2 separate regions of the Homo sapiens genome follow, and region 2 is linked to region 1. Evidence: chromatin loops called from intact Hi-C (ENCODE). Cell type or tissue: breast epithelium. All regions are shown on one strand. Each heading gives the region's core, and the rest is flanking DNA. Links, peaks and the distances in the headings are about the cores only.

Region 1 (16,297 bases), core at 5,302-13,301:
GGCTGGGCTGTCGCAGCCTCTGCAGGAGCCCCGGGGTTCCAAGTGATGGGGTCAAGGTGTTGCTGCCGCACTGTGAGGCTCACCCAAGCCGGTTCTGTTCTATGGATCATCTAGGTTGTATGGAACGATCAAAAATATTGATGGGTAATGGATCCTTTCTTTTTAAAATGATTGATTGCTGTAAACGAAGTACAGTTCAAGGAAAAACAAAGCACACACTGAGGAACCGGAAAGGGCAGCTGGAGGCCGGCTGCTCACCCACAGAGGCCGGCTGCAGAGTCACGGCTCTGCTCCCCCTCTCCCTCGCTGCACCCTCCTTTTCTCCCTCTTTGCTATGGAGCAGGGTGGACGGCACTGGATTTATTGTGCTTATCGTCACTCTCACCTCTCCCCGAGGACTCTGAAAGTCTTGGCATTGAAAGGAAACTTTCACACAAAGTGCTGCGGAGAAGGAAACGTGCCACCAATTGCTTCGGCAGCCTAAGCCCTTTCGAGACGATATATTTGCCCTTGAATTATGTTTTTCTTCTCATGATGATTTGCGGTTCTTGAAAAACATCACTGTTTAAAAAAAAAAAATTTCAAAGGAGACAAAGGAAATGAACAAAGTCCCTGCTCGGAGGGGGAAAAGCAATAGAAGCTGCCAATAGGAAGATTTCATGCTTCTGTTAATTAAACGAACAAAGAAAAAAACAGGACAGGAGTCTGTAGCCTACATTACGGCTTCCACTGACCAAAAGTAATAGACAATCTCCTGCATTTGGTTCCTGTGAGCACGTTGAGAGCAGGTAATGGAGATTTGGGACTGGAAGGCTTCACCGCTGTCAGGAGGAGGGGTCCCCTTCCCCTCTCTTTTATTAAACGACAAAGTGCAGCCGCCTGTGTCCTATCTCTGCCTCTTGCAACTGTTGGATTGTATTATTTTACATTTTGATTGAAATGATGTCACCACCAGATAAAAGCCGGGCCGCATTGTAATTGAATCGGCCCACGTTGTTTATTCTGGTGATCCACAGCCGCGCTCCGCTTGTCCCAACGCCACAGACATAAAAGATCCCCTCCTGTTTAACACGCCACTGATTAGATCTCTCCTCAAAAAAGGGATCGAGCTGGGGGGTCGAGGGCCCAGAGAGAGAGTTATGTGAAAAAAAAAATTGGAAAAAAAAATTAAATGAGAAGAGACACCATCTGCCAAACTTCTCAAGTGTGACTGAAAGTTTCCATGAATGAATTTTGCACGGTGTCAGCGCCAGATGCAAACAGCTCTGATGGACAACACCTAAATGATGGGTAATGGGAACGGGTGCGTTTGGGAGACGTTTTCACCTCCCTTCCGAAATGCCATTCCCATGTTCTCATCTGGAGAACAACCCTAGCTTTATTTATAGAATACATTTGCATTTGCTTTATTTGGGCATAAAAGTGACATGACATCTACAGGGATGATGAAAATGAGGGAAATAATTAAATGTTTATATCCAATTATTTGGCTTTTTTAATAACCATGTTTCTCCCCAAAATTCTGCTTCTAAAAACAGCTGTGGTGATATGTCTGTTCTATCTATAAAATTAAACATAGCAAGAAAAAAGAAGTAGTGTCATCACTATTTGTGCTAACAGGAGAAATGGTTTTTTAACCCTATACATTTCAGTCTAATGACCAAACTTTGTTGTGAGTGAAGGTAATTTTTTTTTTTTTTTTGAGACGGAGTTTTGCTCTTGTTGCCCAGGCTGGAATGCAATGGCACGATCTTGGCTCACTGCAACCTCCACCTCCCAGGTTCAAGCAATTCTCCTGTCTCAGCCTCCCAAGTAGCTGGGATTACAGGCACCTGCCACCACGCCCGGCTAATTTTTGTATTTTTAGTAGAGATGGAGTTTCATCATATTGGTCAGGATGGTCTCGAACTCCTTACCTCAGGTGATCTGCCCACCTTGGCCTCCCAAAGTGCTGGGATTACAGGCCTGAGCCACCACGCCCAGCCAAGTGAAGGTAAGTTTTACATATATATATATATATATATATAAACAGAGTTGTATAGCATACATTTTTGTGGATTTTCCTTATTTCTGGGTCTTGAATTCCTAATTCCCTCCCCAGTCACTCAGCCATAGGTTCAGTGCTTCCCATTAGAGAGAGGAAGATGGTTCCATCCTCCCCATCAGATAGAGGGTCAGAAACCATCTTACTGAAGGGACACAGCCCAAGCAGCACAGGAGAGGCTTTAGGCAAACCTCCTTCACCTTCGTCGTGAAGCTGTTCACATGGTCAAATGTTCAAAATTAAAGGAATGCTAAATTTACTTTTACTGTTGCTGTTACACAGGCTAACTAGGCCTCTGTCAGAAGTGGAAGATGGCTCGTATTTATTTGACTTGCTGGTTGGGAGGGTCTTGCCACTGGTGGACCCCAAAGTGGCCTGGCCCATGGTGGTTTGCTACGTTTTGCTTCTGATCTCTCTGAAAGGTCGCCTGGCACCTTAGAAAACCTAAGCTCGTAATCAAAGTCCAAAGACCACAAAGTATCTTTCCCTTAAAAAGTCTACATTTTAATCTTAATGCTTTTTCCCTAAAAAAGAAAAAAAAAACTAGTTAGGCAGGATGCCTGTCTGTTAAGTAGACAGACAAATTGTGGTTACCCCCACGCAGTGAAATATTACTCAGCACTAAAGAGAAATGGTCTATGAAGTCACGAAAAGACACGGAGGAACGCTACATGCATACGGCAAAGTGAAAAAAGCCAGTCGGAAAAGGCGGCCTCCTGTAGGATTCCAACCCTATGACACCCTGGAGAAGGCAAAACGACAGAGACAGTGGAAAAATCAGTGTTTTCCAGGGACTCAGAGGAGGGAGAAACAGGTGGAGCACAGAGCAGGGAAACTCCTCTGGATGAGACCATAATGGTGAGTCCATGTCATCGTAGGCTGGTCCAAACCCACAGACTGTACAATACCTAGAGTGAACCCTCATGTAAACCATGGACTTTTAGTTAATAGTAATAACGTATCAATATTGGATCATTAGTTGTAACAGCTGTACTGCACTATTGCAAGATGTTAATAATAGGAGAACAAGGGGTGGGGCATATGGATGCTCTCTGTACTCTACACTTTGCTTAGTTTTTCTATAAATCTAAAACTCCTAAAAAAACTGATTATTTGTTAATGCACAATTTAGCTTACCTTTAATATTTTTCTTGGAAATTCAGGATGTGTTTTCCCCACACCAAAGCATGCTGTAGCCCTAGACCAGTGCTTTGGGGTCCTCTGCACCTATGGTGGCTGTCTCTCTCCCACCGCCAGAGTCTCTTCTACAAAACAGAGGAGCCCCCAGTCCAGCTGGCAAATCAGACTAACTTCCAGAACCCACCTAGCGCCTTCTGCTCTTCCTTTTTGGATAGGTGGAAAACCAAAGCTTGGCCTCACTCTTGGGCCCAGGACTGTGTCCCCTTCTCAGTAGCCCTGGCAAAGTCGGAGGAACCCTCTCTCCGGCAGGGCCCGACCATCGTAGGACAGCAATTCAGGACGGTCCCATAGGCATCCCGCCTCCTTTCCTGTCCAGAGATTAATAAAGTTTCCCCTTCAGATACGTCCTCAGCACCTGTGGGCATTTCACAAATTTAAATAGTGAGGAAAATACCATAACAATGTAATTTAATTTGCTTTTGGTTTCTTGTGAAATCTGTATTAAAGGAAACATGCCCAGATCCATTAACATTTTCCCTGCCCACACAAATGTGTTTTTCAGTTAATAAGCACCAACAGAGGTGACAGAGAGAATAGCACGGTCAGCACATCCTTCAGCCTCCTGGCGCCCACCGCCCTATTTACCTCCCGCTATTGGGGCGAATCTGTCACCCGTGGAAAGGTTCCCCACCCTCAGCTCCTCAGTGCATTTGCTCCACACTGAGCTGCAGCAGGCTCCCCGTTCATGGGACACAGTCTCCAGCCATGTCCCATCCCACAGCCTCACACTGGGCTTGGAGTCCATGGTCCATCCCTGCGAGCACCTTCACACACGCCTCCATGCCTTTCCCCCCATCCTGGGAAAGTGCCAGCAGGGCAGGCCGTCTTCTTCCTCTTCTGAGCCTGTGCCTTAAGCAGCAAAGCTCTGAAGATAGAAAGGTCCCCCGCCCAGTCTCCCCACCTGTATCCATCACCCTGCAAGCTTACTGTCTGTCTGGGCATCTCGCTCTCTCACCTTTAGCAAAAGTTACTCAGAAATGTCCCCTCCATTGTCAGCCTCTGACTTTTCCAACTCTCTTATAACTCTCAGGAACGAGACCGATGTTGGAAAATTGTCTCTACAGCACAGACGAAGTAGAATCCACCAGAGCACAGATCCACCCCCAACACCCAAGTCTACACCCGTGGGAGTTGACCCCCCTCCTTCCTGCTGAGGAGCAGCAGCTGACTGCCCTCCCCTTGGCCTGCCCCTCCTGGGCCCTCCTCCCAACACTCCCTCACAGGGTCCACCTTACAAAGTGCACTGTGGTCTCTCGCATTGAATCAAGATTTAAAGCTACTCTCCCTGGAGCCACATTCCACCATCCCAGCTGCTTCCCCACATCACAGATGCTCTTCCCTTCCCCTTACCCCCAGGCCACTGCAACCTGTATCCCACCCACCTTCCATCAGGACAGCCCCCAATACTCCAGCTGCTGCTACAGCTTCATCTCATCCTGTGGGCTTCCTGGGTCTCCCAGCCAGCCAGCCTGCCTTCCTCCTGCAAGCCCTGCCTGTCCCTGCCTTCACCACCCATCCTACCTGGCGTGTCCTCCTGCTGCTCCCCTGGGCTGCTCCCTCTGCTCCACCCCCTTAAAATGCAGGGCTCTTCAGGCACGGTCCTGGGAATCCCCACCCTCTTCCACTTCATATCAGAGCTCCTCAAGAAACGTGGCATGAAGGGGCATGGGCATGTCCAGAGCCATTTTCTGCCCCATTCCTTGGGGTGTCTTGGAAGTCTGCTGCTAGAACCCACAGCCTCCCGGATCTGGCAATAGCCTCTTCCCTTTGCCCAATATTATACATGCATCGATTACATGGATGCTCTGAAGGGCTTTGTCCCTTAGGGAAGGCAAGATAAATGCTCAGTTTTCTTACCTTTTATGCAGCAGATTTTTGAATAATGAGCTGGTTCCCTAGCAACCTCTGAAGGTTGATGCTGATGGTTGTGATTGTTTTAGCACAATTAGGAACTCATAGGCATTAATGAGAGTGACGCTTTTCCACCCATGGCCTCGCCACCCTTATGGATGTTCAGATTGGCCCCTGCTGGGCCAGTGGGGGCCTCTCCTGTGGGCTCCTGTGTCCTGTGACCTGGTTCTGGTTGTCACCGAGCACCTCCTTGCTGTCTGAGGTGACAGATGCTCCAGAGCTGTCCTTTCTACTTCCCGCCCTACACCTGGAATCTGCCAATAGGCCAAGCAGCCCTGGATTCCTGTAACTGATGACATTTGGAGACTAGCGTGCTGGTGTGAGGGTGCTCTTGGTACCGGATTAGCATCGCGTCCAGGCTGCCCTAGAGAAGAACTGGAGAAGCACACGTCATGAGTACACCCTGGCATCACGGAGTCAAATGCCAAATTGCAGCTGTCTGGGCTGAACACCATGGTTTTGAGCTGCTTCTGCCCATTCCTCCTGCAGAGCGTGACTGTGAACCCCGGGCAGGAGGCAGGAAACACCCAAGGGGGAACTCTGGCTGGCAGTGCAAAGAAGGGGAGCTGCCTTGGGAACCCAGGACTGAAAAGATAACACATGGCAGGGCACCTTAAGTCCCTAACCAACTAAGAAGACCACTCAGACCCAGCACTTCTCAAACACAATGGCAGAAGGCAGCCCAGGGAGGCTCATTGCTCTTGGGATCAACCCGGAGTTCTTCTGACACCACGCGAAGGACTTGGCATTGCTAGGAAAGAGGATCAATTGAGACCTTCAGTAACAATCAGTGCCTAGGGAAGCATCTCTTTCCCTGTGAGCCCTGGGACCCCCATGCCAGAGACACTGGGACAGCTGGGGGCACCTGGGGAGCCCCTGTGACACCTGCCAAGTCAGGCCCCTTCCTCCTCCTGGCTGGAGACTCCTTGTCGCTGCTAGGAGACACCCGGTGCCCTGGCCTGGGGAAGCCCCTTCCACCCCAGAGGCGGTCCCAGAAGAGACCAGTGTGAGCCTCACGAGCAGCAGCTAAACCAAGATGAAAACAACCCCACAAAGCCCTCAGAATAAACCACTGGAACCACAGCTCTCAAAGGAGGCCGGGACCTGCATGCCAAAATACAGCAGGGGGACTGCATGCTGAAATTAAAAAAGCAAGTAGGACCCAGTGTCTCCTAACATGAGAGACAACATGCCTAGGGTACAACAACCCACGATACCAATAAACAAAAAATCACATTCTGAATTTTAGAAGACAATCAATTGATGACAGCTCTCTGATACAACCATGTTTCCAAAGTTAAAATTATCTAACAAAGAGTTTAAAGCAGCAGTCATTAAAATTCTTCACCAATAAATTACAAGTTGCCTTGAAAGAAATTTTAAAAATTTAGAAGTTACAAAAACTATCCAAATCAAAATCATAGAACTGAAAAATCACAACGATGGAACACTGATTGGAAAGAAATTTTTAAAAATCACCACAAAGAAATAGAAGTTACAAAAACTATCCAAATCAAAATCGTAGAACTGAAAAATCCCAAAGGTGGAACACTGACTGGATGGGCTCAACAGTAAAGTGGAGATGACAAAGGAGATGACCAGCATACTTGAGGAAAAATTAATAGAATTTACCCAACCTGAGAAACAGAAAAATAGAATGAAAACAAATAAAGAGACCCTCAGGGACCTGTGGCACAGTAACAAAAGGTGCAATAGTCATACCATTGGAGTCTCAGAGAGATGAGAGAAACAGAGTGTGATATAGTTTGGCTGTGCCCCCACCCAAATCTCATCTTGAATTGTAGTTCCCATAATCCTCACATGTGATGGGAGAGACCTGGTGGGAGGTAATTGAATCATGGGAGCGGTTTCCCCCATGCTATTCTCATGATACTGAGTAAGTTCTCATGAGATCTGATGGTTTTATAAGGGGCTTCTCCCTTCGCTCAGCTGTCATTCTTCTCTCTCCTGGCGCCATGTGAAGAAGGACATGTTTGCTTCCCTGCCATGATTGTAAGTTTCCTGAGGCCTCCCGAGACAAGCAGAACTGTGAGTCAATTAAACCTCTTTCCTTTATAAATTACCCTGTCTCAGGCATTTCTTCATAGCTGCATGAGAATGGACTAATACAGTGTCTGAAAAAGTATTTGAAGAAATAATGGGTGAAAACTTTGCAAGTCTGGTGAAAGACACAAACCTACACATACAACAAAGTGAACAAACCCTAAATGAAATACACAAGAAACAACAACAGCAACAAAAGAAACTCACAAACTCGCCCCAATTAAACTTCTGAAAATGAAAAACAAAGAAAAAATCTTGAAAGCAGCCAAAAAGAAGCAGCACCTGACCTACAAGGGAACCCCAAGTTGAATAACAGCAGCTTTTTTACCCCAAAACTTAGAGCAAAAAGAAAGTGGCCCAGCATTTTTGTAAGTACTTAAAGAAGAATTGTGAGCTATGAATTATATAGCCAGTGAAACTGTCCTTCAGGAATGAGGAGGAAATGAAGAAATTATCAGAGGAAGGAAAATTAAAAGGATTTGTTGCTGGCAAATTTAGTCTTGTAAGGTTTTTACTGAATCTCTTTAATTGTGATAATACTTAGAATATTTTACCCAAAACTATCTACAGATTCAGTGCAATCTATATCAAAATTCCAGTGACATCACAAAAAAAAACCTTAAATACCCAGAGCAATCTTGAGCAAAGTGAATCAAGCCAGGGTCATCACACGAACTGATTTCAAAATCTAAAACAAAGCTATAGTAATAAAACAGCATGGTACTGGCATAAAAACAGCAGAAACATAGACCAGTGGAACAGAATAGAGAGCACAGAAATAAATCCACACATTTATGATCAACTGATCTTTGAAAAAGCTGCCAAGAGAAACTAATGAGGAAAGGAAAGTCTCTTCAATAGATGGTGCTGGGAAAACTGAATATTCACATGCAGAAGAATGGAATTAGACCCTTATCTCACTCCATATATAAAAATGAACAGAAAGTATATACCGACCTAAGACCCCAAACTGTAAAACTACTAGAAAAAAAACCATAAATATTAAATAAAGACATGGTCTAGCTCTATCACCCAGGCTAGCATGCAGTAGCATAATCATAGCTCATTGCAGCCTCTAACTCCTGGGCTTAAGGGATCCTCTTGCCTCAGCCTTCCAAGTATCTAGGGCTACAGGCATACACCACTGTGGCCAGCTAATTAAAAATAAAAAACTGCTTTTGTAAAGATGAGGTTTCACTTTGTGGCCCAGGCTGGTATTGAACTCCTGGCTTCAAGCAATCCTCCTGCCTCGGCCTCCCAAAGTACTGGGATTACAGGCAGAAGCCACCATGCCCAGCTGCGAAAAGCTTCTTGACATTGGTCTGGGAAAGATTTTTTGGATATGACCCCAAAAGCCCAAGCAACAAAACTGAACATAGATAAATGGGATTGCATCAAACTAAAAAGCTTCTGCACAGTAAATCAGCAGAGTGAAAAAGCAACTTACAGAATATGAGAAAATATTTGCCAACCATGCAACTAATAACTGGTTAATATCCAAAATATAAGGAGCTCAAATGACTCAGCAGCAAAAAACCAAGTAAGTTGATTTAAAAATGGACAAAAGACCTGAACAGACATTTATCAAAAGAAGATGCACAAATGACGAATAGGTATATGGAAAAGTGATCAACATCAGTAGTTTTCAGGGAAATATAAATCAAAACCACAATGAACTCTCACCTCACACCTGTCAGAATGGCTACCATGAAAAAGATGAAAGATAAGTATCAGTGAAGATGTGAAGAAAAGTGAACTCTTGTAGACTATAGGTAAAAATTAAACTAGTATAGCCACTATGGAATACAGTATGGAGGTTCCTCAAAAAATTAAAAACAGAACTACCAAGAGATCCAGCAATCCTACTACTGAGTATTTCTTCAACCTACCTCAGTGTGTCCAAGGGGTATCAGCTCTCCCCTGTTCATCACAGTATTCAAAATAGCCAAGATATGGAACCAACCTAAATGTCCACCAACAGAAGAGTGGTTAAAGAAAATGTGGTATATGTACACGATGGAATATTATGCAGCCATAAAAACGAATGGAATCCTCTCATTTGTAACAACATGGATCAACCTGGAGGACATCATGCTAAACAAAATAAGCCAATCATAAAAAGATAAATACTGCATGATCTCATTTATATGTGGAGCCTGAAACAGTTGAACTCACAAAAGCAGAGAGTAGAATGCGGTTATCAGGGCCTGGAGGTGGGGGCAAAAATGGGGAGATGTTGGTCAAAGGATACAATGTTTCAAAAAATAATAAATAAAAATTTATATTTTTATAAATAAAAATAATATATTAAAATAAATATAATAATATATTAAAATATATTAAAAATAAATAAAAATATATATTTTTTAATAATGGTAGTACTTTCTCAATTGATTATTTTGAAAACCTTTAGGATTGCTTTTACTGGAAGGAGGAGAAATGGTACCTACAAGATCCCCCAGACAATCTGTCAGTCCATGGATGCATAGCAACATCGTGTAGTGAGCAAGTATGATGAAACGGAACTGCGGGGTCTGCCATGCCCTGCTCTGTCTGTATCAATGCTGGGTGAGTTAAGAAAATTCAGCAGCTAATGAAAGCAGCAAAATTATCATTTATCATCTGGAAAATCCACAAAGTGCCTGGAAATTCTTGACATTTTCTGGAATGCTTCCTGCCAATGCAAACACATGTAATTTTTAATAAACGTGTTCAACACCATCCCAATGTGTTTTACTAGATTAAAAGCACTTCAAAATTTTCCACATTTTCCTCTAATCCAAAACGCACTCCTGGGGGCTGGCAGGGGTCAAGTGGGAAGCAGTCTGCTGAAACAACACTAAATGAATGTCAATAAATACTCATTATTCCAAGAGGAAAAAAAATGTTTTATCTATCTTGGAAAATATTTTTTAAAACTTAAATGAGCCTGAGACACAAAATCAGCTTAAAAATCTATATCTCTAGGGAAGAGGAACTAAAGGGGAAAAAAACCTATTCCTTATCAAAATGATGAGAATAAGAGTATTGCATGGCATGAACAAAGTACTGAAAGAGATTTCCGTTTGACCCGGTCACGGCCCATCTTGTAGATTTGCTGCAAGATTTCTGGGCTGCTCCAGGCTCCGCATTAAAGAGCCCTTGGCTGGGAGGAAGCCCTGTTCTTCTTCAACGCCCTCAGTCCGAATTCCAGTGTCACACAGCAGTTCCATCATATTAACTTCAGAAATCTCAGGTTAAGAAAAAGTATTGCAGTTATCTGTGAAACTGTATGAAAATAACTCAAAGAGGGGATAAAACAGGGAAATCAGCTATTCAAAGAATACAACAGGCTTGGTCACATTTTATGACAGATACTTAAAATATGTATCATAAACAATTAGACCCTTTGGCTTTTCCTGAAATCCCATTCCTCACCCCTTAACTTGCCAAATTGAGTCCACGGTAGTATAAATTGACAGTTCATGTTCTTGAGGTTATAGACTTTATGCCTGACTCCACTGTAAATATTTGATAAGATATATTTTGGCATTTATTAGAAATCAAAAGTACAATTCTGAGAGCTTTAATAAGGACCTATGACAATTATTTATTTTTAAAGAACCAGGAAATGTAGAAAATTAGTTGCCTGTCCATAGGGATCTTATAATTTCTTAGTAGTCAAATATCAAAGGTTTTACAAACAAATTTAAAAATCATCCACTTTAAGTGGAGCGAAGCTTTTATCTGACGAGATGGTTGGTTGTTGTCTTAACCATCTGCCACTGCATGTGATGGGGCTTTATGTTCATGCTCAGGAGTGTGGGCAAGTGCTCAGAGCTCATCTCACAGGTGACCTGAGATTCTTGAGCCCCTCGGTGCTGGAAACCGGGTCTCCTCCACGGGCTCCTGCACTGCAGTGGAAAACAGACAAACAAGTAGACAAACAAGAATGTAAAGTGGAGATTTGTGATTTGGTGTTTATACACCACAGAGTTCTCTCTCATAAGATGATAGGAAATATGATTCAGAAGTTGGCATTAGTTATTAGTAGTTACATGGTAGTAACAGTGTCAGGTAAAAATGTGACAAGCATTTAGAATCCCTCTCCCATTACCTCCCAAGGAGAGTCTGCACAAGCCCCTGTTTTCCTTGCTGGATGTGTGAATGACTCCCTGCATAGAAAAACTAGGAGGAGGTTTTCTGAATGACAGTGGGTCCTCACCCTTGCTGGAGAACACAGGAGGAAAGGAGCGAGAGGGGAGGAGGCAGCTGAGAGTGTGGGCCTGGGAGGGAAAGACACGAAGACCGTGCTGTTGAGTAAATTTCAGCGATGCTCCTTCTACTGGAGAACACTTGCATTTCTTTTAGAGGCTTCCTGGAGTGTGTGAGTGTGTGTGTGTGTGTGTGTGCGCGTGCTGACACAGCATCCTAGTGAAATGAGCCTTAGGGAAGGAACATGGCGCCCAGGTCTTAGTTGCACTGTCTTCATTTGTTGACTGTTTTCTGGATGCCAAGTTCTCTGGTATTCCCCTGTGAGTCAATAGACCAGCAAATAGAAGAGCCTTGTCTTTCTTACTCCAATATCTGTGATCTTAAAAACCACTACTACAGGGCAGAGAATTTCTCCAAGCAAAATCCAATTTGGGACTAAAATCGTGGAATGGGTTCTTAGGGGTGTCCGTCGCTCCCCCACTGGAATTACTGATCCCCACAGCCTCTTCCAATTGCTGCATCGTAACTGCTACACGTTGGCCAAGCAGAAGCTTGCATTGGGCGGGCTGGCTGGCATTTGTGGAGGCCACCAACTGACTGGAAGAGCCTGGACATGGCTCTGAGGTCTCATCACTCCTCCATCGGGTCCTGCACACACCAGAAGATGCCTGGAGAGAAACGTGAGATTAAAGATTGGTAAGGGAAAGCAAAGACTGTAAACATGCCATTTTCCCCCAAATCCAGGAAATCTTAGCTTTCTTGTAAGAAATAGTAAGAAAACCTTTGAAGAAGCAAATGAAATGTTTGCCTGACTGTCGTCACGCTTCCTGCATACAGACACAAAAGTTCCACGGGCATTGGGCAGTGAAGGAGATAGGAAAATGTGTTCAAAGTAGTCGTGCTTTCCTTTCAGACATCGGAGAGTGCTCCATCTACTCCCGGGGGACCTGGCTCTGTGGGGAGATCGGGAGGGATGAATTCTGAGTGCTCTTCATTGATGACATGAAGAAATGGCCGTGCAGAAAAGATAACTGATGAATCAAAGAACTATTCTTCACCCCATGGTGCCGCAGGAAGCTTTGTAGCTGTCACGGATTCCCAGGAACTCCGTGTGTTGTGACTTAGTCTCCTGTGTGATGGTATCTCATGATGGGGCCTTTGGCAGGTTATAGGTCATGTGAGTGGGACCCTAGGAACAGGATTTGTGCCCTTAAAAAACAGGCATGAGAGAGCTTCCTCTTCCCAGCGCCCTCGCCACCAAGAGAGGACACAGCGAGAAAACGCTGTCTGCAAACCTGGGGGAAGGCCCTCACCAGACAGCAGGTCTCCTGGTGCCTTGACTTTGGACATCCCAGCCTCCAGAACTGTGAGGAAGAAATGTTTGTTGTTTGAGCCACTCCATCCACAGCTTCTGTTGGAGCACCCTTAGCTGGCTAAGACAGTAACAAACATTTAAAGAGATTAAAGAACCTAGAAATTCTGGTAGAAATGGGTGCACAGCATCTACAGGCAGCAGAGCCAACATTTACTAAACTCCAGGACATAGTAAACAACCGATGAGCAACGGGTGGGTCCTGCTTATGCCAGAGGACGCTGGTTCTGCAGGGGCAGTTAAGTTGGCTTTGAATCCTGTCTGTACCCAGACACAGGGTCTTCAGCAAGTCACTTGGCTTCTGTGCTCTGTTTCTCTCTGCATGGAATGGAGGCCACAGCATCTAAGCAAGAGGGTGGGGTCACAGAGGGAACACCACAATATCTACAAGAGGTGCTTAACACAGGATCTGTGTCTGGTTGGCGAAGAAGAAGGTGCCATTTTCTTTTCCGTGCTTGGCAGGGAAGGAACCCATCACCGTCTGCTGTGCCATGGCTCTGGTGCCTTCTCCCCCTCTGCAGTGATATGACTGGCAGACAGCGTGCTTCCGGGTGCTCCTCCCACCCGTCCCACCCATGGCTGCAGTGATCATAGTTCACAGGCAGCCTGGACTCCACAGCCAGGAACAAGGCTGGCTGAGACATTCCAAGAAGCTGCTCTTTTCCAGGCATTGTGCTGAGCACCACCCAGGCATTTAACCCTCATACAAGCCCCAGGAAGAAGGATGATCATTCATTATCCAGTTCAGGGCAGAGATGGTGCTTAGTCTCTCTATGGCCACAGAGTTAAACATCCAGCCAGAATTCAAACCCAGATTTCCTGACATCTCAACTCCTAATTAAAATTAACTTCAGGCTTCCTTGGCAAATGTACCAGGCATCTTGCTGTGGCACCAAGGGTCATGTGGGGGAGGCCTGGGCAACAGGTGCCTCCTGCCACTTCACATGTCAGTGGCCTTCCCCTGGCCCAAGCACCCCACAGACACCCAGACATCACATTTTTAATTATAATAGTTATTTCACTTTTACTCTGTACATACATATGTCCTAACTGCCTCCACAAAGACCTGCAGAAGTTTATAGAAACTGAGAGAAAATAAAACAACATAGAAACGTAAGTCAAACATTGGTGTCGGAACCCACCGACTCATCACCCTTCATAGCCCAGGAGGATCTCTCAGTGCTGATGACACTCTGCCCAGGACGGAGGCTGGCGGCAGCTGCTGGAGGCACAGAGGGTGCTGCTTCTGCTTTATGGGCCCTGCCAGCCTCAGGCTCAAGCAGGCATCAAAAATCTTTGCTTTTACTTGAGCCACAAAAGCCTGTCATTTTTCTTAAAGATCCTCATTTAGCTGGAAATCCAGTCATCCTACAACTTGACTCTTGTCCCCTTCGTTTGCAAGAATATGCACTGAAGTTTGACCTCTGTAACTGATACGGTTTGGCTGTGTTCCACCCAAGTCTCATCTTAAGTTGTAGCTCCCATAATTCCCACATGTTGTGGGAGGGACCGGGTGGGAGATAACTGAATCATGGGGGTGGGTTTTTCCCATCCTGTTCTCATGGTAGTGAAGAAGCCTCACGAGATCTGATGGTTTTATAGATGGGAGTTTCCCCGCACACGCTCTCTTTGCCAGCTGCCATGGAAGACATCCCTTTGCTCTTCCTTCTCCTTCTGCCATGATTGAGGCCTCCCCAGCCATGTGGAACTGTGAGTCCATTAAACCTTTTTTTTTAATAAATTACCCAGTCTCAGGTATGTCTTTATCAGCAGTGTGAGAACAGACTAATACAGTAACCTAGAACACCTGTAATTCAGGTGAGCTGGGGTTGACCTTGCTCTAACCTTCTAAAGAAAGTCCATCCCCCCAACGTGGGTATAATTTTGTTAACCACTCCCATCTTGAAGACAGTAATAAAGGACAATTCCTGATCTTGAAAGGGAAGCAGAGAGACAGAAATGTACCATTCCCCTGATGATTTGACATGGGCAGGAAGAAAGCCATTCCTTTAAAAAAAAAAATCAACAACAACAACAAGGATTCTAGGGATTTTGAGGGTACTTTTAAGGGAACCAAAAAGATCTCTCTGACTTGGCAGGAAGGGCAAGCAATGTGGCCGTGCCAGCAGGGCCATCCTCCAGGGAGGGGGAGTGGCCCCTGCTCAGCAATGTGCAAGCTCCAGGCCACATGCAGTGGGGCCTCTGAGGACGACATCCCAGCAAGTCTATATGGTGGCCTTTGCACGAAAGTCTGTGAATCTCTCCTTCCTCTTGGATAAGGGGAGAGGTTGGATACGAAAGGACCTCATTTTTCCCTCCATGTAGCTCTCCCGCAGTCACAGGCTCATGCCTAGACCCAAGTCATGCAAAGCCTGAGCACCAAGCTTTGCAAGAGCTGGCAGCCTCTGCAGTGGGACAAGAAGGGAAGGTACAAAGAGCCTACAGGAGAACTTGCTGGAAATGATCTGCAGAGGGAGGCAGGGCAAGAGGCCACACTCCACAGAATCGGGCCAGCTCCCCTCCCAGGGAAGCCAGGGCCTGAGAAACTGCACTTGGAGGAATCTGCCAGGCACCATGGGCTCAGGCCATTGTGCACAGCACACAGGCCACTCATTCCACATTTCCAGAGAGGGCCATTCATGTAGACCACGGTGCAAACTGGGCCTGTTGGAGGGGAACAGCTTACATTTACACAATCCTCTGGGTCAGCCCTGAGACCTCCCACTCGACCCACCCACCAGCAATCTCACACTCCAGGTCCGGGGAGTATTGACTCCTTCTCACTCACCATTCGCTGGAAGGGGATCTCGAATGATGGGAAGGACGGGGATAAGTGACCAGCACCGATGCTTCTGTACTGCTTGGTTTAATCATCAATGTCAACCCCACCTTCATACCCACGTGCTTTTGTGAGACACTCAGCGATCCTTACACAGATGACTGGCATGGATGTCCATTTGGAGCAATCACTTTGGCTTTTATCCTGAAAAGGCAAAATCTTCAATGATCAATTATGTTGCAATTTTGAGAGTTATAACTGCAAGAGGAGAAACCAAGTGCCACAGTTTAATTATACACTTAAATCTAGATTTGCATAGTTCATCTCAGTATCTATAGAAATTATTAGGTGCATAAAATTGTATCTGCCATTTGCAACAGATACTGATATCTTTCTATACGTATGGAGTTTAGCAAAAAGCCAATTCACTAATATGGAATTTTCCTTAAAAAAAAAATGACCTTGGTTCATAGCTGTAAAGTCTCCACCCTTGTAGAGCTGAGCTCATCCCATTCACAGCCCACAGGATGCTAAGTGGATTCTCCCAGCTGCAGCGCACACCCCAGCCCACTCACGATCCCAGAGGTGTGGGCAAGGGCTGATTCCAAAGACTTCAGTTTTGCAGGAAAGGACAGACAGGAATATAAAGTAAGTCTAGAACCAGGGACATGATTATCCCCCAGGCACCTTCTTCACTCACTGGAACCCTCGCTGTGACCCAGCATGGGGCTGT
Region 2 (16,297 bases), core at 5,627-13,626, 110 kb after region 1:
GCATATGACTTAACATCTGTGTTAGGGGGAGGCAAGGGGTAGGGATGCCTCAGGACAGGAGGGTCCACAGGCACCCATGGAGACGAAGGTGTTGGTCTGCCTTTGTCAAGGCAGCAGCTGGAGGCTCGCTCTGCAGGGAGCGCCCCCTACCCGAGCTACCTGGTCCTGTTGCATCCTCACGGACCCATAAGAGGAGCAATTCCCCTCAGCAAAAGAGGCTGTGAGGATCGCATGCCCACATTTCAGACACAGGAGATGCCCGGCAAACAAACCCCGATACAGCTGCTGCCACCAGCTTCAGGGGTGCTAGTTTAGGGGACCAGCCACCAGCAAGGAGGGCCTAGGGAGAGCCATGGTGGGCTTGGTGCTTGCCTGGTTGGGGCACTGGCCTCTGGGCTGTGTGGTGATGGTGACCAGATGTGGGGAAATGGACTTGGAGCCCTCAGGGTGTCCCCACAGAGCCCAGGGGGTACACACAGACTGAGGAGCCTCCGAGGAAGAGTCAAGGGCAGGAACCCCAGAAATGCCAAACCTTCAGGGGCAGTAGAAGAGCAGGAACAAGTGAAGGACCCTGGAGGGGTGGGAAAAGCCCCTGGAGAAGCAGGTGGCGGAGGGAGCACAAGGCAGAGAGCAGCCAGCTGGCTAAGACTCAGAAACGCAGGCAGGGCCATGCGGGCACAGAGGCCAGGAGGCCGCCAGGTTCCAAAGGAGACAGTCACTGGGGTTCAGTGACTGAGGGGCTGGAAAGGCAGAGGGCAGAGGGCACCTGGGAGGTGGAGGCCAAGAGTGTGTGTTGCGTTTTTACAGCTGTGCACAGAAGAGACTGGAAAGATACCCAACAGACTGTGACCAGCACACAAGGTGGGCTAGAGATTTGTGGTACTTCTCTGTATTTTGAAAATTTTTAGGGGGTACACTTAACTTTAGAATCAATAAAATAATGTTGTTAAGTGCACGATGGAGGTAGCTTTGAACAACCGGAAGGAAGTGGAGAACCGGTGTTCAGGTGGGCGCCGAGGCAGCCTCAGATCAGGAAGGAGCTCCTGAGGTGCAGGTGCCCGGTGGATGGTTCGGCTCCCCATCTTCAACGGCCTGAGGCCACACGGCCTCTCTGCACGGCGAGCATGGACCTGTCTTTCTGTCTGTCAACCACCAGATGAGTGTGTTGTCTGACATTTCTAGTGGCTGACTGGCTCATGAAAAAAAATTTTTTTTTTTTTGTAAATCCAAGTGGCTTTACAAAGCAGAAATTCTGGTAGATTGTTTTCATGATTGCTTAAATTGGATAAAGTTGCATAAAATCATCTTCCAGAAAGCAGCAGGCTCCCCAGTGACCTGCCACCCAAGCCAAAGCTCACACAAGGACTGATTCCTGCAGCACCAAGAACAATCATGCATTTGTGTTTTATTCTGTTTTTAAGACAACCTATTGAAAGTAATTTTGGGACATGTTGCTGATTACCAATGTATGCTTTGGTATTATTTTTGCAGTATGTGTGTATTTGTCTGTTCTCATGCTGCTAATAAAAACATACCCAAGACTGGGTAATTTATAAAGGAAAGAGGTTTAATGGACTCACAGTTCCACATGGCTGAGGACACCTCACAATCATGGTGGAAGGCGAAAGAGGAGTAAAGGCACGTCTTATATGGCAGCAGGCAAGAGAGCGTGTGCAGGGGAATTGCCCTTTATAAAACCATCAGATCTCATGAGACTTTCACTATCACGAGAACAGCATGGGAAAGATCCACCCTGTGATTCAGTGACCTCCCGCTGGATCCCTCCCACGACATGTGGGAATCATGGGAGCTACAACTCAAGATGAGATTTCAGTGCGGACACAGCCAAACCATATCAATGTTTATACTATGAACATGGACACGATGTTTCTCACGAAAGCAACCTGGAGAGAACCAAACTCGTTTGATAGGTCATACGGCAAGCCAGGGTAAAGTGAACAGAAAGCATCTCCTTGAATTCTTACCAAGTGATTGTCTAATCTTGAGGGGACGCTTGCAGGGACCGCCACAGCCGCTGGAAAGCTGAGATGTCATGCCCAGCTGCTCCCACCTCTCCCGACACTGCACTCTCCGTCCTGTGTGAGGCTGACAGCAACCATACCTGAGGGGCTGCCAGGGGCTCCTCGTTTGTGCTCAGTGTGTGCAGCCTGGCAGAGCAGGGTACTACCTGGGCCACGGGAGAGCAGGCCACTCTGTGAGAGGGGCCATGGCTGCTGCTCTGAGCCAGAGATGTGGCTGCAGGCAGAGGCCCCTGGTGACCCAAGAAAGCACCCAGGTGGGCCCACGCTCTCCCTAAGTCTCCAGGTCTCTGCCTGCATCTTCCAAACAGTTACTGATGAAGTTGGGCATGCAGACTGGAGACGCATGTGTCATGCCGGGCACTACGGTGTGTCCAGGAGGGCTGTGATCCTAACCCATGCAGAGCCTCGAGGGAGGGGTGGAGCCTGTGTGGGGCAGGCAGAGCTGCGCTGTGGCAGGAGGCTTGGGTGGGAGTGCTTTGAGAGAGACAGGTAGGGGAGATTGTCTGCGTGTGCATCTAACCCCACCCCAGAGACAATGCTCAAGGAGCGTGGCCCTGAAATCAATGTGAAATCAGCTGACTCTGTCCCCACCTAAGCCAAGCACAGGGCACAGGGCAGAGCCCAGACTTTGGTTCTAATTCCAGCCCTGCTCAGTCCCTGAAGTCCAAAGCCCCAGATAGGTCAACACAACCATAGGCCTCTCTCCTCTTTTCTGCTGACCTCCAGATGCAGTTTGGAGCCAGAGATGGGCAGACAGAGTGGTCAGCATCCTGTAACGCAGCTGTGAAATTCTCCCACCCAGTGAATCCAGCATCCTGTAACGCAGCTGTGAAATTCTCCCACCCAGTGAATCCAGCATCCTGTAACGCAGCTGTGAAATTCTCCCACCCAGTGAATCCAGCATCCTGTAATGCAGCTGTGAAATTCTCCCATCCAGTGAATCCAGCATCCTGTAACGCAGCTGTGGAATTCTCCCATCCAGTGAATCCAGCATCCTGTAACGCAGCTGTGGAATTCTCCCATCCAGTGAATCCAGCATCCTGTAATGCAGCTGTGGAATTCTCCCACCCAGTGAATCCAGCGTCCTGTAATGCAGCTGTGAAATTCTCCCATCCAGTGAATCCAGCCTCCTGTAACGCAGCTGTGAAACTCTCCCACCCAGTGAATCCAGCGTCCTGTAACACAGCTGTGGAATTCTCCCACCCAGTGAATCCAGCGTCCTGTAACGCAGCTGTGAAATTCTCCCACCCAGTGAATCCAGCATCCTGTAATGCAGCTGTGAAATTCTCCCATCCAGTGAATCCAGCATCCTGTAACGCAGCTGTGAAATTCTCCCACCCAGTGAATCCAGCATCCTGTAACGCAGCTGTGGAATTCTCCCACCCAGTGAATCCAGTCATGAATCATCAGGCCAACCGCACCAACTGTCTCCGTGCACTCGCTGATCTCTTCTTGGCTTCGTTCCAAATTTGGTTATAAATTTTTGTGGTACTCCTTCACCCCAAAAAACATTTCTAGGCCTGATTTCCATAGCACCTGCCACCACAGAAAGCACAGAATTGATTGTGTCTCTAAACAAATTCAGAGTTTGGTTTGCATCAGAGGAGGTGAATCTCTGCCACCCGTCCAGAGCGGCATTTAAGGAAAGGTGCGAGACAGCACGCAGTGCTGGACCCGAGCCTCGGAGTCTGCTCTGAAAGCAACTCCATTCTTTGTTGGAGAAAGACGCTCTGCATCCAGACACAAACAGCAACGGAGGTGAGAGGACTGAGGAAGACGCTCCGCATCCAGACACAAACAGCAACGGAGGTGAGAGGACTGAGGCCCTGGCAGACAAGCCGCAAGTGTGTCAGATGATTGACGGGTGTCAGATAGAAGCCTTTGATTTCAAAGTGACGTTGAGGCAATATTCAGAAAGCAAAACCTACTCAAGAAGAATTATATTTTGATGTTTCATAATCATTTCTACGGGGATTGAAGTCACCTTGTCCAAGCACTGTTACCCAAGGGTCCCTCTGGACTGCCTGCGGTTCTGCGGATTTGGGACAATATGCCTCCAAATTCACCAGGAGAGGTTTTCTTTGGTGTCATGAAAACCTCATAAGCATGTCACATCTCTTAAGCATCACTCAGGAGATTTGGAGAAGTTGGCTCCTTGTGACGAAGCCAGTGATAAGGTACAAAAACCTGCAGTTTGTGTTCTGTACAGGAGGGGGCAGTGGAGATGCCATCTTTGCATTTCAGGTCTCCACGATGAGGTTGGGACAAAGGTCTTCAATGTGCCCATTACACAGGTTGTAAATAAATAAATGAATACATATGTACATATGTACATACCAGAGGCACAAAAAAGTTTAAATGAATGGGTCCAATTCAGAAACTTGGATAATTTATAAAGGAAATAGGTTTAATTGCCTCACCGTTCTGCATGGCTGGGGAGGCCTCAGGAAACTTACAATCATGGCAGAAGGTGAAGGGGAAGCAAGGCACCTTCTTCACAAGGCAGCAGGAAGGAGAGTGTCGAACGAAGGGGGAAGAGCCCCTTATAAAACCATCAGATCGGCCAGGCACGGTGGCTCACGCCTGTAATCCCAGCACTTTGGGAGGCGAGGTGGGTGGATCACGAGGTCACGAGTTCAAGACCAGCCTGGCCAAGATGATGAAACCACGTCTCTACTAAAAATACAAAAATTAGCTGGGCATGGTGGCAGGTGCCTGTAATCCCAGCTACTTGGGAGGCTGAGGCAGAGAATTGCTTGAACCCAGGGGGCGGAGGTTGCAGTGAGCCAAGATTGTGCCACTGTACTCCAGCCTGGGTGACAGAGTGAGACTCCATCTCAAAAACAAAACAAAACGAAAAAACAAAAACCCTCAGATCTCATGAGAACTCCCTCACTATCACGAGAACAGCATGGGGGAAGCCCCCACCATGATCCAATCACCCCCACCCCGTCTCTCCCTTGACCTGTGGGGATTATGGAGATTATAATTCAAGGTGAGATTTGGGTGGGGACACAAAGCCTAACCATATCACCATATAATTGCAATCATCTTTTCAAGATCCCTAACCTGGGTTTGGTATTGGAGCCTGTGTCCCCTCTGAACTGTGACCTCCTGAACCTCCTCTTGCAGGGCCCTCACCATCTTCACAGATTTGAGCAGGTGACATCAGCAAGGAGAAGCAGCAGCAACGTTGGACAACTCAAAGTATGGGCTGCACAAGAAGCCGTCCGTCATGTACACAAATTAACCAGTCCTGAGGACTGCCCAGCTGGACTCTAGTTGCTGCTTCAAAGATGGATGTCTTTAAGGACATCTGGGAAGAAAAAGATTGTCACTTAAGATCATTTTCTACATAACCTAAAATTATTTCTTTACATACTTCTTGTCTCTGACCTTCACTTACCTCTACACTTCTGGCTATAATATACTTCTCCTAATACTGTTTGTTGTCCAGTATTATTTCATGGTCATGTTCTGCAATTGTATTGGGCTCTTTCACTGTTAATACAGGCTCTGGTTGTGTTTGCAGGAGCTCAGAGTTTGCTATCTATTTTCATGCCATATATTTTGCTGTTTTTAATACCATTTAACCTATGTAACATCAAAGCAAACATACTACAGACATAATTGCTATTTCCACAGACCCTGCTTTAATTAATTTTGTATGAACTTTGAGGTTCTCAGAAAAGAAATCTCCCACATGTGAAATTCTGAATATTTGGTTATGCTGCCATCAGACGCTTCTGCTAGTACCTTTCTCCTGGGCGCTGTCAGCGGCTCCCTGATGCCCTGGGACCCACAGCAAGGCTGGGGCCAGACGGATGCTGGCTTCACAGAAGCATGAGGACAGGTGACTCTCCGAGGTGTGGTGAGCAGTGAGCGGGTGGCTCCCGCATGCCACACTCAGAGCTTATTCCCCAGACTCTCAGGTGGCCACACACCCAGAAAAGCCTTGGTAGACCTCATTATGTGGGAAGGGCATATATTTAGAAGCTGAGATATTTTTATTTTCATAAAAAACGAATATTGTCAAGTCATTAACATTTTGGAAAACCGAGAATAAAAAATAATCCTGCAATCTTAGCCAGATATAAGTACTGACAACTTGTATATGTTTCCACCTGGGTTTTGTTGTTGTTGTTAACTCTTCTCTACATATCAGTTTTTCATAACAATCAAAGAATATCATGTCTACTTTACAGAAAGAGAAACTGAGGCATTTGGCAGGTGGGTAACTAGCCAGAGCCCTCTTCAGTCGGCGGCAGCCCTGACTGTGGGCTCCCCTGCAGACAGAGTGGTGGTCACAGCTGCAGGATCTGAATCCCCTCTGGGACCCACACACATGCACCGAGGCTGCCCCGGCCATGATAGACCAAGAGACTGCATGTGAGTGGGCAATGCCAACAATCACCCAATAAATCCCACTCACCGAACCACAGTGCTGACGCGTTTCCAGATCAAGGCCTTCTTGGGTTAATTTCATGTTGAAAATGTTCCCCATGCATGAAAAATGGTGGGAATGTGTCCCTTGTCCTTCGCATGCTCCAGAGCCGATTGGCCATTGTTTTAATAGGGTCCAGGTCTGCATGGCTGGAGGTCACTGTATTGAAACATCTTTCATGTCTGGAATTACTTTCTCAGGAAAGACTCTGGAATCAGCGGACAGCGCCCCCTGAGGCGTCCCCACAATGGCCCATCCTGGAACTTCTACACTCACACCCTCCTGCAGAAGAAGGAGTTTCCATTTCACCCAACTCCATCAAACTGAGTATTACCGCTTGCCCTATTTTACTGGAAAACAATGATTTCATTTGCATTTCTGATGTTGCTAAAGCATTTGAGTATTTCATTAATGTTTCCTGTCTCTTTCTCTTGTGTATAAGGATCTCTGGCTCTGCTGTTAGGATCTCTGTCTCCCTTTTTGGTTCATACGCTTCCAGCATATTCAAACTTTGTCTTCCAAACTTGTTACACACATTTTTGCTCTTGGCATTTGTCTTTGCTAAGAGAAGTCCGGCATTTTTTTTTCTTGCTATCAGAACAATACACATACATTGTGAAACTTTGAGAAACGAAGATAAACCAAAAGTACACATAAATATCCACAATCTTAATCACAAGCAAGAACATCGTGGTGAACATTGCCATGCATTTCTCCAGTCATTTTTCTCCGTGAATAAGTACATATTTTGTTTTTCAGAAATTGAATTGTACAGTACATGCTGTTTGCAATCCGCTTCTTTTTTTAATTTACTGAAGCACAAGTGTTTTCCTGTGTCACCAAGCATTATTCTCAGGGCACTGCTGTTTAATGGATGAATACAGTCTCTTGTGAAAGTAACACAATTTCTGTCCTGCTTTTCTAGGGCTGCACCACACACTGGACTGCTTTAAACAATAGGAATTTGTTCTGAAAGTCCCACCTGAAGGTGTCAGCAGGGTGCTGTGCCCTCTGAAATTCTGACTGACACCCTTCCTCGCCTCTCCCTGGCATCCGAGGGTCGCAGCCACCCTGGGTGTGCCGAGGGTTGTAGACTCGCCGCTTCTGTCTCTGCCCCGTCATCACAGGCTGTCCTCTGTGTGTCTGTCTCTGTGTCATTTTGCATGCAGCTCTCTGTCAAGTACACAAATTAACCAGTCCTGAGGACTGCCCAGCTGGACTCTTGCCACCGCTTCACTGATCCATGCACTTAAGGTCAGCTGGGAAGAAAAAGATTGTCTCCTAAGATCATTTTCTACATAATCTAATTTTTTTTAACCTGCTTCACATCTCTGACCTTCACTTACCTCTACGCTTCTGGCTATAATATCCTTCTCTCACTACTGCTTGTTGGACTCGTCCTACTCCAGGAGGACCTCGTCTTAGCAAATCACATCTGCTAGGCCCTATTTCTAAATTAGGTCCCGTTCTGAGGTACTGGGGGTTTGAACTTCAACATATCTTTTGGGGGACAATAACTCAACCCGTAACAATTTCTATAACCTGCTCCCTCTTGTTCCACAATGAAACTGCTCTCAGTTTTCTTCTTTGATCAGGGTTTCAGTTCCTGATCATCTGTACGTTTCCATGACCCTTCCCTCAGGGTTCACTGTCGGAAGTGGGATTGATCGAATGTTTGCCGTCTCCCGTCCCTGTGGAGTGGGTGAGGACAGGACTCCGCGTATTGTTGGCAGCCGTCCTCCTCTGTCTCAGCCTGGAGGGGCTACTCATTGTGTCAGAATAACTTGCAAGGACCCATAGAGGGAGAAGTTCACCTCAGAGCTTGTCCTGAGCCAGAGCCTGAAGACCGCAGTATGGATTACACAGGCCACGTGGTAGAGAGAAAGAGGAAACCCAGAGTTGCTCCAGCTTCCCTCTCACCCTCGTGCTGACTCTCAGGGAGCTTTCCACGCTGAGCTGAACGAGGAGTCCCTGGTCTCTGCGTGTCACTATGGCCTGATGACAGGGTCAATTCCTGGGCCCTCCCTAAGCCCCTGGGGTGTTCACTGAGAGCTCAAAAGTGCAGGTCAAGCCTGAAATGGGAAGGAGCATTAGGCATAGAAGTGGCTCCCAGCGTGTGGTCTGTGACGTGCTGTTGACATTGTCTGCCTCCCAGCTCAGGGCTCCCACCCCCCAGGCCCCAGGGTCCTCCATGGATGCACACAGGTGTCACGGGGAAAGCATTACTTTGATTTCTTGCAAAGTCATTAACAAGACAAGCAGTGGGGTAAAAAGTGCTTGTGATCTTGTTTAGACATGCCAAGTTGGAACACCGAGACCAGGAGGCCTCTGTCTGAACATCCGTCTGCCTGTGGCAAAGGTCACTGTCTCTGTGGCGCTCACCCCAGGGTCACAGGGCAGGGAGAGACCCCCAACACTGACCACTCTCCTGAGGGCTGTCACAAGTGGGCCTCGCTGAGACTCTGTGAATGAACATGTGACAGAAAGGGCACTCCTGGAGCTGCTGCCCCGCTGGGGCCCCTGGCAGCAGAGAGACTCTGCTTGTCCAGGTGACCGGGCCTCGCCTGGGCCAGGAAGCAATCACAGCGTCCTTTCTCCCACTCTCAGCCCTGCCTTTGTGCACTCTGGGGTCTGTTTCAAAGAAGGGATGTGTTCTGACCTCTTCTTAAATGTCCCCTGAGGCAGAAGTCATGGGCCCCTCATAGTATGCAGCCATAATTCTCTCGCCTCATTGGGTCACTGTGGCAAATCTCTCTCTCTGTTCTGTAACAGAAGTAGAAAAGTGAAGCACAAAATTTTTTAAAAACAAAGAAGCACTGACACAGATCCTGCAGGTGTCACACTTCACTTTCTGGGGAGGAGTTAATGATCCAGGTGAGATGTACACCAACCTTGATGAAAGTTGTCAGAAAGCAAGGAGGCCGGCAGCATCTTCAGACCCTTCCATCTCCCCAGAGAAGGGGAAAATGTCATCACTGGTTGTTATGGATCGAATCGCATCCACCTCCCAAAAGGTGCTGAAGCCCTAACCCCAGTACCCAGGAATGTGGCCTTTTTGGAAACAGGGTCTAATGTGGATATGATGAATGAAGAGCAGGTCATGAGGGAAGGCCCTAATCCAGCATAACTACATCTTTATAGAAAGGAGACATTGGGACACAAAGACAGACGTGTGGAGGAAAGGCAGTGTGAAGATGGAGGGAGACATCTACAAGCTAAGTAATGCCCATGGCCACCAGAAGCTGGGAGAGCCCGGGAATGGCTCCTTCCTCCCAGCCTTAGGAGGAACCAAGCCAGTTCAGCACCCTGACTTTGCATCTCTGAGCTCCAGGACTGTGAGGCAGTGCATCTCTCTTGTTTACGGCGCCTGTGTGTGGTGCTTGTCACACAACAGGGACAGGACGCTCATGCCTGGGCGATATTCAGAACCGCACTCACAAAAGACACACCTCACTCCACATCTAGACTCCTGGCTTCCTATGGACAGAGGCTCTCCTTAAACACCTCCAGACATCTAGCACAAACAAAAAGACACAAAACTTGCCAGAGCAACAGGACGTATATGCACACCGTGCTCCACAGCCACACAAAGAGAAGACACGTGGCGTTACCTGGCCCCAGCCTCCTTGACAGCCCAGCAAATCTCAACCCAGCCCCACCCAGTCCTGGGCAGCTCTGACAGAACCTGCTCTTTCCCGGCTCTTCCTGTTGAGGACTCAGAAACGTTTTAATTGCACTGAGGACCACATTTCATTTCTAATCTAGAAGCAGCCTGTGTCAAATGACTGTGCCTAGCTTGTCACTCCCACGAGCAAACCATGATAACAGCCAGGGCTGCAGGAGGAGGGCCCCGCCCTGCCCCTCCCCAAGGGCAGCTCACTTGTGTCCTGGGGTCATGCCCAGGGTGGCTGCCATTCCTGGCGCACACATCTCATTGTCACAAGATGCAGAGGCGTACTAGCAGGCTCCTCTCATCTGTAGCGTTTCAGGCAGGTAATAAACTACCCTTCATCAAACTCAATAGATATATTTTTTGTTAACACCTATGAATTTCTCCATTTGATGATCAAATATATGTGGAGACGTATTAATCAATGGACTACAATATGATAAAGTCTGATGCAATATCATAAAATCTATTGATATTAACTTATGTCTCCCTAAGTGGAGGTGAAAATTCTGTAATGGGGATGCAATCTAGTGTGATAGACACAAGCAGGGTGGCAAGGTGTCTGCAGGCTGATTGCTTGGATCTAAATCTGGGCTCTGCCACTGACCAGCCTTGGGGAGCCTTGGACAGGGGACCTACTCTTTCTGTGACATGGTCCCCACATCTGTTAAACGGGGTTAATGACAGGAGCTCCCACACAAAGGGCAAGAGGATCACCTAGATGATTGTCTGGTAACAAACGTGCTTAGAACATTGCCTAGCACCCTTCTTCCCTCCTCATTGCAATGTGGTAAACGGAAAGATCATGGCTGTGAAGCCACACACACTTGATTAGGATCTAGAGCCATACTCACTGCAGGGCCCTGGGCCAGTTCCCCAACTCTCTTTGAGAGAGATTATGACATTGACAAATAAGATAGTGCATTAGGGTTCTCTAGAGAAGAGGGCCAGTAAAATGTGTATATCTGCATGGAAAGAGGGATTATTTTAAGGAACTGATTCAAGCGATTCTGTAGGCTTGGCAAGTCCAAAATCTGTGGGGCTCGCCATCAGCGGGAGACCCAGGGAGGAGCTGATGGTCTCCAGGACTTACCCTGATGCTTGGAAGGAGGTCAGTATCTTCCTCTGATCATGAAGAGGGGGGTGGGAGGGCAGTCTCCTGGGAGGCTAAGGCTGCACCCACCAGGCATAAATCTGTGAAAAGTGTCTGAGCGTCTGGGGCCGCAGGTCTGCATTGCAGGCAGCAGGTGAGCAGTGCAGATAAGGGCAAGTTCAGTTTGCGTCCACAGGCGTCTGCTGGCAGAACCCCTTCCTGAGGGAGGAAGGCCAGTCTTCGTCCTGTGCAGGCCTTAAACTGATTGGATAAAGCCCCACACTATGGAGGGTCCTTTAATTTACTCAAAGTCCACCCATTGAAATGCTAATCTCATCCAAAAACACCTTCACAGAATTATCCATAATAATACTTGACCAAGCATCTGGGCACCAGGGCCCAACCAAGTAGACACGTGGCATGCAGCCGCCACGAGGACTTTGCTCCGGAATCTGTGGTCCCCGCTCCCTACCTCCAGAGGTGCTCAGGCAGACCCCAAATAGCAGCCACTGTAGCAACAGCAGCAGGGCCTGGGGAGGCCGCAGCCTGGACAATTGGAGCATGTAATGACTATGGATGCAATGGTTCAGATGCGCAGTGGACGACGAGCATTAGCTCCAGCCTCATGGAGGAGACCCACAAGCGCCCCCGCTGCAGAACCTTCTGCACGGCCTCTGTCCAGCAGCCCCTGTGCCATCCTCCCACAAGTTGACCCTTAGCTCCTGGAAATGAGGATCTGCGTGTTCCCAGCACCAGGCTGGACAGGGATGCCTGTTGGAACTACTCCGATCCCCCATCCCCTAAGCCACCGGGACCTGATGCTGGAGGACTGGAGATAATGTTGCCCTAAAGCCGAATGGCATTAAATGGTACCAGGATGGCCCCACGGCATCAAGTATCATTTTATGCTGCAATTTAAGCATTAGGAACATAACTTTTCTCTGATTTTCTTGAAATGTTTTATACACAGAAGGGCTAAAAATGAATCATTCAGCAAAACATGGGTGCTTTCTAGGTATTCATCGACTCACTTATTCATATTCCCATAAAGCTACAAGAGGCTTTCAAAAGTTAAACTACAGAAAATGTACACAGTGGAAAGCTTATTGGCTTTTCTTTTCTTCCATGACTACAGTCAGAATCACAAACCAGGCTCAGGATGAATCTTGTTGCTTCTAAAGACGGCTGGAGCGAGTATGTGCACCACCAGCCCATCCGTGAGGCTAACTAGACACAGCTGTTAGGTAAATAAGCTTCCAGGGGAACTCAGAGCACAGATATTCAACCACAACGAGGGCCCCTGGCAAACACAACCCCCAAAGGTACACCTCGCAGCCTCCCCTCTGCACATCAGATGCGGGACGAGCGGCTGCCTCTGCTCCACTCTTACAACTGATGTGAACACCCACAGAGCAGGTGCAACAGTCCAACCCCGCCCAGGCACACAGCTGCAGCTCTCCACACTCACCCATCCTCATTCATAGATATAAAGCCACGGCATTTCCCAAATAATAAAACTTTCCACACCCACAGGCTCTCTCAAGGGGGCTGTGAGCCTCATAAGCTGGAGGGTTTGCACGACTTACCTGATGCTTGGAAGGTGGTCCATGACTCCCTCTGACCATGGTCGGGGAGGGGCCTCCTGGGAGACTAAGGCTGCACCCACCAGACACAAAGCTATGAAAAGTGTGTGAGCATCCAGGGGAGGCAGGTCTGCATCGCAGGCAGCAGGTGAGCAGTAGAGATGAGGACAAGTCCAGGACCCTGAGGGCTGGCCAGATGTCCAGCACAGGCACAGCCCTGGAGGTCTTTAGGGCATCGTCTGTTGCAACCCTCAACACCCCCAAAAGAAAAGAAAATCAGGAAGCCACAGTGGTGGCCCATTTGTCAAGGTCTCTGCTTGCTGTGGAGAACGATAATTTGCTCCATAAATAATAAATTAGACGCGTGTCCCTGGGACCTGTTCCTGGAATACCTGGCAGAGCCACTGTGGGATTCCAGGTCACTGCAGGCCGCCATTCTCAGAGACATCACGACAGATCTGTTTAAAGTTCTTGCAGTTACCCAGCGTTGATGGAATGTCTTCTTGGGGTCTCACTAATTCTATCTAGATGTGGCTGAGAGTCAAAAAATGTCAAGATGTAAAAACATCCTTTTCCAATTACAAAGAAACGCAAAGGATTCAGCCCGTGTTCCATGTCTCTGGGCTGCTACAAATAGTATTTAGTGTGATTATTTTCACTGGGATTTCAAGGGTTCAAAACCAGCCACATAGAAAAGATTCCTTTTTCTCTCTCTCTCTTTCCCGAAAGCCCACTCCATCTGCCTGTCTAGGCAAGCCCGGAATGTAAGGGGCGGGCAGGGAGTGTGGCCAGAGTGATGAGCGGGGCGAACGGCCCCCAGTGAGCTCCGGAGGGATCCACACCCCGCCTGTCTGTTCCCTCCTGCCAGCAAGGAGGGCTTGGGAAGGAAACCGCGGGAGCCAGGCGAGCCGAGAAGCATTCACAGCCGCACGCCAGGAAGCAAGTTCACGCAATCGCTCTCACCCCACTCAGCAGCCAGGCCAAGAGGGACACTTAACCCTCCTCAAAATCCAGCCAAGAAAACAACGGCCCGGAAACGGGGGAGACGCGGGGCTCCTCGCCCGGCCTCCTGCAATCTCCAGGCCTGGCCAGGAGACATTCCCGAGCGCTCGCTCCGGGGGACCTGTTCACGCTGGGACCTGTTGCTGGATGGCTGAATGCAGCTGGACAGAATTCCAAAGTCACCGCCATGCTCCAGTTCCAGAGGCCCCTCTTTCCACCAAGTGTGGCTCCCCGCTGGGGTCGCCGCTGCCTCCCCCTCCAAGCAGCTCAGGCTTCCTGGGCCCCTCCGTGGCCTCCCTCCCGCTGGCTCCGGGTCCTCCTGGCTTCTCAGGTCCCTACAGGGAGATTTTATGAGCTTGGCAGGACCTCGGGTCCTGGCTGCTCTCCCTCCCTCCGGGCACCGTGACATGTAGCAGAGGGGTCTTTTCAGAGAGTTGCCGATGCTGTGGACAAGCGAGTCACGCCCAGGGTGGAGGCTCAGGCCGCGACACATCAGCTGTCACTGGAGGACCCCGCCTGCCAGCTGCCACCTCCGAGCCACATCTCGGCCGCTTCCCCCGGCCCCCGATCGAGGCTGTTGCCAGCCCAGGCTGCGGGCTTAGCAGGGAGGCCACACAGGGTCACCCGGACAAGGGGACGGTGCCTGCCTCCACCTCCCTGGGGTCCGAGCCGGCGGGGACTTGCCCCCGGAGCGGGATGGGAACACGTTTCCCTCAGGCTGAGGCCGTGCCACCCATCTGCGGGAGAGGCTCTCCAACATTCATTGTCATTCCTCGTTCTAAACAAGAGACAGACAAACGGACTGCTTGAAGGCAACTGTAAAAGCTTTTGAAAGGAAAATCCCAAGACAGCCACCGAGTCAGAGGCTGCGTGTCGTTCAGTTTCATGGAAACGGAGACCCCCGTACCACACCCAGAGTTCACCTGGAGGCGCCGGGGCCGCGGAGCTGGAATTTCAGACGCTGCCGGTACAGCCCTGGTCCTCCCCCGAGGCCAGTGGACGGGCTTGCCCTGAGACCACTCTGTCATCGCCCAGCAGACTCGAAGCCCAGTGGATCTACCCTGGCCCCAGCAGCAAGGGGCCACGTGGACGCCCCAGGGCAGCCCTGCTCCCCAGAATCTGCTAGGAGACAGGATGGGTGGAAGCCTGGCCTGTCTGTCCATCATCCCCCTAGACCCCCGGACTCTGCGGGCAACCCAAGCTCTGTTCTCCCACAGGCACCTGCAAGCTCCTTCGTGGCTGCCCCATGCCTGCGAGGCAGTTGAGGAAGACTCCACGTTTCGGCAATAGCGAGACTGCAGTGTTACTGCGAGAAACTCACGTGGCTGAGCCCGTGTTCCCTTTGGTCCGTGTCACACACATCCGAGGCTCATCAGCCTGGTTCCCTACACCAAATGTGGAGATGTCGTTACGCAGGACCGGTGGTGACCGGAGTCCCAGACATCCTCAGCCTCACAACAATGGCCCCCCATCCAGGGTGTGGCAGGGGTGGGGAAGACCATGGCACGTGGCTCCCGTGACTACGGATTAAGTTAAGTGGCAAAGATAGGATTAAGGTGCCTCATCAGCTGACCCTGAGTTAATCAAAACAATAAGCTTTTTCTGGGTTGGCCTGGCCCAGTCACGTGAGCCGTTTAAACCTGGGTCTGAGGTTGGGGAGGCTGAAGTCTGCAGCAGGTGCTCCCTGTTCCTTTCAGGAGTTGCAGAGAGGGGAGGAAAGAGACCTGCCAGCAAGCATGGGCTGGGAAGAGGACCCTGAGCTTCCCATGAGGCTTGCTGACCTCAGCCTGCCAGACCTCAAGCAGAGAGCTCCTGAAACTCTGCCCCGACTTCTGGCCCAGTCTTTTTGGGCTGAGAGATAATGTTTGTGCTAGTCAGTTATGAGCAACAGATAACTAATATAAGACCAGGGAAGTAATCACCCCAGGGTGGACATCTGAGGCGGGGCGAGTGCATACAGCGTGGATATAGGTTTGTCGTGGCACAAATCCTGGTTTTTTCCCTGCTCAACCCCAGCTTCGGTGAAATTTCTGGTAGATTCCATAGCATGTCAAGTCACTTTCATATTAAAAAAATTAATATGTAGAGTCTCTGGGTCACAGGTCAGCCTGGTCTTAGTCGTTTAAACAATGACCAGCTGGGGAAATCCACTGTGGCTGCAGCTCAGACACGCAGCAGGCTTGGAAGTCCTCCCGAGGCTGGTGCGTGGACTCCTGATCTCCCGACCTCCCGCCCCTGCCCTCATCGGCCACTTCTGCCTCCTGCAGGTGTCAGCGGGAAGGCAGAGAAGGATCCAGAAGAAAGGCACAGAGGTGAGCCAGCGGTCACGCTACTGATCTTCAGCTGGGCGGCTTCCTGCCGATTCCCCCATTTGAACCTCACTCCCAGGTTCTGGAACGCGTCTCACACCCGTCTTCTCCCAGGATGGCAGCCCGTGGCCGCTCCCAGACAGCCGCAGCCCAG

What was found. Peaks named below come from ENCODE experiments on the same cell type or tissue, not always from the same donor. Only the 100,000 strongest peaks of a DNase experiment are listed, where the experiment ranks them.
Region 2: a loop joins it to region 1, with 24 times the contacts of the local background. A loop is called at or near these places in 1 of 110 quality-filtered maps.

Annotation. Positions count from the first base shown.
Region 1 is chr5:2,113,814-2,130,110 of GRCh38, reverse strand. LOC105374618 (a long non-coding RNA gene) reads right to left here. Exons shown (of 13, transcript NR_171679.1): 12 at 15,574-15,768; 13 at 10,725-12,081. Among named protein-coding and RNA genes, the nearest start is that of CTD-2194D22.4, 230 kb to the right of the region's middle. In breast epithelium, for the core only: no CTCF peak of the experiment used is centred there; no DNase peak of the experiment used is centred there.
Region 2 is chr5:2,005,741-2,022,037 of GRCh38, reverse strand. All of the region lies in intron 2 of LOC105374618 (a long non-coding RNA gene), which reads right to left. Among named protein-coding and RNA genes, the nearest start is that of CTD-2194D22.4, 130 kb to the right of the region's middle. In breast epithelium, for the core only: no CTCF peak of the experiment used is centred there; a DNase peak (open chromatin) is centred at 13,117; H3K4me3 peaks cover 1,343 bases; H3K27ac peaks cover 2,320 bases.